Regions from separate parts of the Homo sapiens genome. Here region 1 is linked to region 2. A link is a loop called in an ENCODE intact Hi-C map of the cell type or tissue named here. Cell type or tissue: IMR-90. All regions are shown on one strand. Each heading gives the region's core, and the rest is flanking DNA. Links, peaks and the distances in the headings are about the cores only.

What was found. Hi-C counts contacts between places; a loop is a spot of excess contacts. Peaks named below come from ENCODE experiments on the same cell type or tissue, not always from the same donor. Only the 100,000 strongest peaks of a DNase experiment are listed, where the experiment ranks them.
Region 1: a loop joins it to region 2, with 2.3 times the contacts of the local background. A loop is called at or near these places in 1 of 110 quality-filtered maps.

Annotation. Positions count from the first base shown.
Region 1 is chr5:127,383,556-127,387,461 of GRCh38, forward strand. All of the region lies in intron 5 of MEGF10 (multiple EGF like domains 10), which reads left to right. Among named protein-coding and RNA genes, the nearest start is that of MEGF10, 95 kb to the left of the region's middle. In IMR-90, for the core only: no CTCF peak of the experiment used is centred there; no DNase peak of the experiment used is centred there; H3K27me3 peaks cover 149 bases.
Region 2 is chr5:126,863,350-126,867,255 of GRCh38, forward strand. No RefSeq gene overlaps it. Among named protein-coding and RNA genes, the nearest start is that of LMNB1, 88 kb to the left of the region's middle. In IMR-90, for the core only: no CTCF peak of the experiment used is centred there; a DNase peak (open chromatin) is centred at 2,152.

The DNA of each region.
Region 1 (3,906 bases), core at 460-2,959, 520 kb after region 2:
CTAATACATATATAAAATAATTCTATATCTTATTTCTAAATACACCCCCCAACACACCCACAAACCAGAAGAACATATATTAAAACTATCACAGCATTTACCTTTGGGAAAAGGGTAGGGAAAGAGCTGGGAACCAGGCACAAAGGAGTCAGATAGGACTTTATCTGCCATGTTTTATTTCTTGAATTCAGTGAGGAAACAAATGTTATACAATGTTCATAAACAGTTAAGTCTCTGCTGTGGGTACATGAGCCTTTGTTATAGCATTATTCGTAGTCTCTCATAGTCCCATCGTTTAAATTTTTTTCTCAAGAAAACCATATTAAATCTTTCAGACCAAACAATTAGCATTAAGGATTCTAGTTTTCTTACTCTGAGATTTTAGGGAAGTCATTGAAAGCCTTTATCCTTTATCCTCATGTGTCCAGAAGGAAGATAAGCATTTTCACAACAGTGGTCCTGAATATTCATCCTTTAATATTCATCTCAATTCCTACTTCCTCTGGGAAACCTTCTCTCCCCCTCCTTTCTCTCCACTGCCCAAAGGTACATGGACATAGGTCCTCTATGTTCCCAGCAATGTGTGCAATCCTGTCTCGTAACACCTAGCACATTCTTTTGTGATAAATCTCACTGTGGGCCAGTCTCTTCCAATAGATAAGGAAATCTTAGCTATGGTACATGTCTTGGTAAGGAGCAAGTAGTAAGTGCTCAATAAATAGAACTTCGTAGCCAGAGAAGATGCTTAACAAATCTTTAATGAAAGAATAAATGATCAACAGAATAAAAATATGACAAGACTTTTTATAGCAAGACATCTTATAAGGGCTCCTGAGGTTGTTATTCTTCTTTTCACATCAGTGAATGAATGTAATCCTCCCAAATTATGTAACTTTAGCCTACAAGTTATATCCTTGAGATTTTCCTGCACCGTGAATAGGGTCATCAATATGTTGTCATAGAGACACATCAACATTTGCACTTCAGCACAATAGAGAATAAATATTTTACACCCCTTTTTCTGGTTCATAATTTGAGATAAGCTTACACTGAAGTTATAAAATGACAGTTCATTTAACAAACATTTTAAAAGAAGAATAAAGGTTCTCTCTCAGTCACTGAATAAAATTAATATAAACAGCACTGGGTGGTTGTCCACGGTGATCGTTGGCACTCTGTCAGCTCTCCAGAGGGGTTTTTGACATGTGAAGGACGTGGGGTTTTAGTGCTTTCAGAGTATCTGGAAAATACATTTTTATTGTTCTTCTTCATGGATGGAAAAGCTTTATGAAGTTGTTTTATTTTTAAAGTGCTTGATGTTTTGAATGAGGATCTTTTCTTCTACCATTAACAAAGGGAATGACACACCACAGCCTTGTTAGCCTGAAGCGCAAGGAATGAAATCCCAGGGAGATAAAAGACCCTCAGGGAACTGAGGCTTAAGAAGAAAGGGTGTATGTTTCAGGAAGAACCATGTTTTTCTATCCTTTGAGACAGTGGAAAATTATTTTGGTCTCCTCTAAAAGGCACTCTGTAGAGATATCTTCTTGAAAGTGACTTATTTGTACTTTGCCCATGTTTTAGACTATAAAGTATTAAATTTTCTTCTCTATTAATTTATCTCATAGTCATGGATTTTCCTATGTTTAAAGTCCATGGAGAACATTATAGCCAAACCTCATATAAATATATATTGTCAAGTCAGTATACTGATTTTGATGCATCCTAATAAATACTTGATATTTATAATTTTTTTTTTTTGAAACAGAGTCTCACTCTGTTGCCTAGGCTGGAATGCAGTGGTGTGATCTTGGCTCAAGTGATTCTCCTGCCTCAGCCTCCTGAGTGCTGGGATTACAGGTACGCACCACCATGCCTGGCTAATTTTTGTATTTTTAGTAGAGATGGGGTTTCGCCATGTTGGCGAGGCTGGTCTCATACTCCTGACCTCAGGTGATCTGCCCGACTTGGCCTGCCAAAGTGCTGGAATTACAGGCATGAGCCACTGTGCCGGGCCGACATTTATAATATTGAAGGCATATGTAGTGTTAGTTATTGCAAACAGTAACACCAGTGGGGTTAGTTATGTATTATAAGCGGACATCTCTTTCCCTATGATAAGCTTGAGTTCTAAGATTTGATATGTTATCCCACTGTAAGTATCTGGTAGAGATGTATCTTAAAGTTCTTGACCCCTATGTAATTCAACAATTAGATCCCAAGGCTATTAAACTAAGACTTTAAAACAACAACAATAACAACAACGTGGCTGTGTATGGTGGCTCATGACTATAATCCCTGCACTTTGGGAGGCCCAGGCAGGAGCACTGCTTGAGGCCAGGAGTTCAAGACCAGCCTGGGCATCGTAGTGAGACCTTGTCTCTACAAAATATTTTTAAAAAATCATCTGGGCATGGTAGCATGTTCTTGTAGTTCTAGCTACTCTAGAGGCTGAGGTGGGAGGATCGATCAAGCCCAGGAGTTAGAGGTTACAGTGAGCTATGTTTGTGCCACTGCACTCCAGTCTAGGTAGCACAGTGAGAACCTGTCTCTAAAAACAAACAAACAAAACAAACAATAAAAAACACCTGACCTGCTCAGTTCACCTAGGGTTTGTTTACACCTAGTACAGGTACACAGAACTGGGCATTTCTGTTGCTGTCATTTAGAATCAGTTCCTTTAATAAGCATCTTACAGTTCAAAATGCATTTCAAGGTTGTATCTGTTGTCTTAGTTGGTGAACCATGGGCATAGATAAACTGAAGAAAAATCAAGGCAGTGAGATTATTTGGTGCCTCTCAATTTGGCAATGCTGTCCAGATTTTATTTATGACATCTTTTTATACTGAAGTGGGGATTGCTAAGAAAGTCATGTTTTTGTTTATTTCTCCTTTCATATTTCCGGACCCCATATACAAGCCTACACTTCTGGACATACAGTCACCAGCAAGTAGGAAATGTCTAAACTCCAGTTTTTAATTGGCAATGAAAAAGACTAAATGTAAAGTAGTTCTGGGTTTCCTTGCAGGCCTGAACTCACTCCAGTTGTCTTTGTAAAAATGAATAAAAGGTCCAAGCCTTGTTTTTTTCTTGATAGAGTTACTGGGCAATTTCGTTTTTGAAATTTTACATTGTGAGAACTAAGTTGTCCTTTCTGGCATGAATGATTCATGCAAGACAAACAAATAATACAAACCAAGGTCAGACACGTTAGTGCAGCTTCATACACAGTTGGAGGATGTTTTTCTAGGGCATTCTTTTTGCTGGGCTGGGACATCCCAATGTGCAAATCAGGGAATTTCTGCTGTTACTAGATCTGTGCAGTGTCACATATAACAAAAAGTACTTTTTGTGTAATTAGTGTGTTCCACCATCTTCATTTTACAACAAATAAAGGTTGGGGACTACCCCAAGGTTCTGTAGCGATGAATTGGCCATGGGCTAGCTAGGGCCCAGGTCTAGGCAATGTAAAGAGGCTACAGTCCCTCCTTGAGCCAGCTAGTGATTGAGGAATTTTGTAACAAGGTGAACATGATGGTAAACATCACTTCTTTCTTAAAGGGCAAAATGAGTTCATCTATTTTTATCAATTGCTTGGTTGGTTGCTGATAGAGTCCTTTGGATGAGACAATGTATTAATGTACCCTTATTCCTTCCTCCAGAGCACCTCTCCATTTAACATTTCTGTTTATCTCTAATCGTGCCCCCTTTCTTGTCCTTTGTCTACCTGAAAACAAGAGATTTACTAGATTCTCTCCATGTGTTCAAAGACTTTTTCTAATGCCTTGTTTTTTTGTCAATACCTGTGTGATTATGGACATGATAGGATATTCCTTATCAAAACTATTCTGATGAACCTGCTGCTACATCTTGAAGCCTGGGAACTGTCATTTTAAGCAAACAAC
Region 2 (3,906 bases), core at 854-3,353:
AGCAATATAACAATAAAACACAGATTTATACTATCACATTGGCGACAATGAACAAATAAATAATAGCTTGTGTTGGAAAGAATATGGAGAAATGGGAAAACTCAACTATTACTACAGGGAGGGGTGTCTAAAGTGAAATACTCCTGGAGAACAAGACCAAAATAGTGAAGTTAAATATGTCTTCGTCCAATAACCCAGCACTCCCACTGGTGGACACTGATGCACTGAAACTTTCTGACAGGCTCATATGTGGATGAGCACGAGGATGTCCATCACAGCACTGTTGGCTGGGTCAGGGAGCTGGAGGTAACATTAAGGGAATGGAAAAGTAAAATGGAATCCCAAACAGCCATTAGCAATGAGGTAGCACACGCAGCAACATGGAGGCATCTTAGAAACAGTGTTCAGTGAAAAAGGACAGTTGTAATATCGTTGATGTAAATTAAGACATACTTACAAAACAATATGTTTTGCAAAGAAGCATACATATTCAATTTATAATATCAAACATATTAGAGAGTGGGTGCCTAATGGAGGAAGGAAGGAGATAGGAGTGGAGATTAGAAGTGAAAGGGAAAATATTTAAAACTAGTGGCTGAGTCCATGCTCTGATTGCATGGTTCTGAATCCCAGCTGTGCCTCTAACTAGCTCTGTTACCTTGGGCAATTAACAACCTCTTTAGTTAAGTGTCCTCATCCCTAAAATGGGCTGGGGACGATAGGCGAAGACGGGCTCCAAAAAATTCTGTCCTGCCCTGTCTGCGTGTAGCTCCTCCCACAAGAGGCGGGCCTGTGACTGCTTTGACCAATAGGATACAGAGTAAGCACTGCCCTGGGACTGCCTAGCCCCGTGTTTAAGCAGGAGCCTTGGGCCGCTGCCACTGCCATTTCACGGAGTCCTACAAACAGCTGCCACGTGGAGAGGCGGGCCACATGGAGCAGCACTGTGCCATCGGACTGTGTAAGACACCTGGCAGAGGTACTGCCCAGCTGTGGCCAGATCAACCCGTGGAATAATGAGATACAATAACGTAGTTGTTTTGGACCACTAAGTTCTGTTACGTGGCACTAGATAAGGTTATGAGGATTAAATAAAGTAATTTTATTTTTTTCTCTTTTGACACAGGGTGTCGCTCTGTCCACCAGGCAGGAAGTGCAGTGGCGCCATCTCGGCTTACTGCAGCCTCGACCTCCGGGGCTGAAGTGATCCTCCCACATCAGCCTGTTGAGTAGCTGGGTCCACAGGTGCATACCGACACACCTGTCTAATATTTTGTATTTTGTGGAGAGCTGGGGGTCTCACCGTGTTGCCCAGGCTGGTCTCGAACTCCTGGGCTCAAGCCATCTGCCGGACTCAAGCCATCTGCCTGCCTCAGGCTTCCAAAGTGCTGGGATTGCAGGCGTGAGCCACCGCGCCTGGCCAGGAGGTAAGTTTTAAAGTGTTGGATAGGGCCGGGCTCATTGGCTCACGCCTGTAATCCCAGCACTTTGGGAGGCCAAGGCGGGCGGATCACGAGGTCAGAAGTTCGAGACCAGCCTGCCCAACATGGTGAAACCCCACCTCTACTAAAAAAAAAAAAATAATAAAATAAAATAAATTAGCTGGGTATGGTGGTCGCGCGCCTGTAATCCCAGCTACTCGGGAGGCTAAGGAAGGAGACTTGGGCCTCCATAGCCGTTTCAAGACGCCCTAGAAACAGATGCCACGGACTGAACCCCGGAGGTGGAGGTTGCAGCGAGCCGAAATTCCCCCACTGCACTCCAGCTCTGTACGACAGAGTAGGATTTTGTCTTAAAAAAAAAAAATCAAAGTGCTGGATAGTGCATGGCTCATGAGAAGGGCCTGGCACTATATACATATTTGTGGAATAAAAAACAAGGACCTAATGGTCACAGAAATAGTGTCATGACCAAAAATGTAAGATTAACTTAATTCTTTGCACATGATGTTCACAGATAAGCTAAAACCTCTGCTAAAGACTCATATATTCATTTCCTTGATGGGAAAACTATGGCCCTGATTGATAGATGAAAAGTGTATTCCAAAAAAGAGAGTGTCTCATAACGAAGCAGGGCTCCCTGAGCCAACTCTCCTTCTGTTGTCTTTGTGCACAGAATTTAGAGCCTCAAGAAAGCATTGGATGTATGAGCTCAGTGACTCACGAATGTCTCATTTCTGGGAACACAGACAACTGATGGGCTATATTCGTTTTCCTCTGTAGCACTAGACCCAGAACTAGCAAATTTTTATCTGTAATGAATTCTCAATTAACCCTAGGTCTTGGTATCAGGAAATACAGGGAAAATAAAAATCTACCCATAATTCAAAGATCTCAATCAAATCAGTAATTTCAACCTCCAGAAAGTTATCTTAATAGTTCTTTTTATTCCCAAGCACAGTGCACAATAAATATCTGTTGATTATTTAAAATTAATCCCTCTTCCATTTGAATAAGAGTTAAAACAATTTGTTTATGGTCTTTCAAATTGATTATTAAAATTGTTCTTTGAAACCCTGGCTAGGGCAAAATAACCTAGATGGTAGCAACAGTGAGTGAAAGGATAGAAAGGGAGTGGCACCACTGTTCATCTGTGAAGCGGGAGCTAAGCCTTGTGAATCTTACAAGAACTATATGAGGTAGATACTGTCTCCATTTTACAGGAGCAAAAACTGAGGCTTAGGTAGATGGGGTCACTTTTCTGCAATCTGCAGCTGGGGCATTATGGAGCCAGGATTCAAACTCACGTCTTGGCTGTGCATGGTGGCTCATGCCTGTAATCCCAGCACTTTGGGAAGCTGAGGAAGATGGATTGCTTGAGGTCAGGAGTTTGAGACCAGCTTGGCCAACATGGTGATACCCTGTCTCTACTAAAAATACAAAAATTAGCCAGGTGTGTTGGTGGGCACTTGTAATCCCAGCTACTTGGGAGGCGGAGGTGGGAGAATCTCTTGAACCTGGGAGGCGGAGGTTGCAGTGAGCCGAGATTGTGCCACTGCACTTCAGCCTGGGTGACAGAGGGAGACCCTGTCTCGAAAAAAGCCGCACAAAAAGCTTTCATGTAGCCTTACTCCCTAGCTGGTTCTCTTTTACTCTATCACGTTGGGAAGAGGAGACAGTATCACCCCAGAATGACTTAAATAGCAAGGGGAAGGCAAAATGTCTTAAAGCCAATTCCTAGACACTGAGACTTTTGTGAAGCCAAAAAAAAGGAGCGTATCATCTGAAGGCATCAATAAAAAAAGAAAAGAGGCCAGGTGCGGTGGCTCACGCCTGTAATCACAGCCCTTTGGGAGGCCAAGGCAGGTGGATCACAAGGTCAAGAGTTCAAGATCAGCCTGACCAACATGGTGAAACCCCGTCTCTACTAAAAAATACAAAAATTAGCTGGGCGTGGTGGTGCGCACCTATAATTCCAGCTACTTGGGAGGCTGGGGCAGGAGAATCGCTTGAACCCAGGAGCCAGAGGTTGCAGTGAGCCAAGATCGTGCCATTGCACTCCAGCCTGGGCGACAGAGCAAGACTTCATCTCAAAAAAAAAAAAAAAAAAAGAGAAAATTGGTGGATCATAGCCCATGTATTTCTGCAGAACTGACACATTTTGAGAGAGTTGGCAGTTGCCCAGATATCACAAGCCATAGTGCCAACTTCTCATGACTCCAGCCTCAGCAGCACCAGGCTTCATGTGGTCCGTCTGCCAGAAAGCAGGTCCTCATATGCTTGGCTGGGAAGAATGATGTCAAGCCAGGTCCATCATGGTCCCTAACTTCTTGTCCTAAAATAAGCCTGAACCTTGTCCCCATGCACTGGCTCAACTCCCATTCTACTTCAGGCATCAGAATCACAACTCTACATTTCTCATCTAGCACTAGGGACTACAAGTTGTGTGGCAGATCTTCAGGCAGCT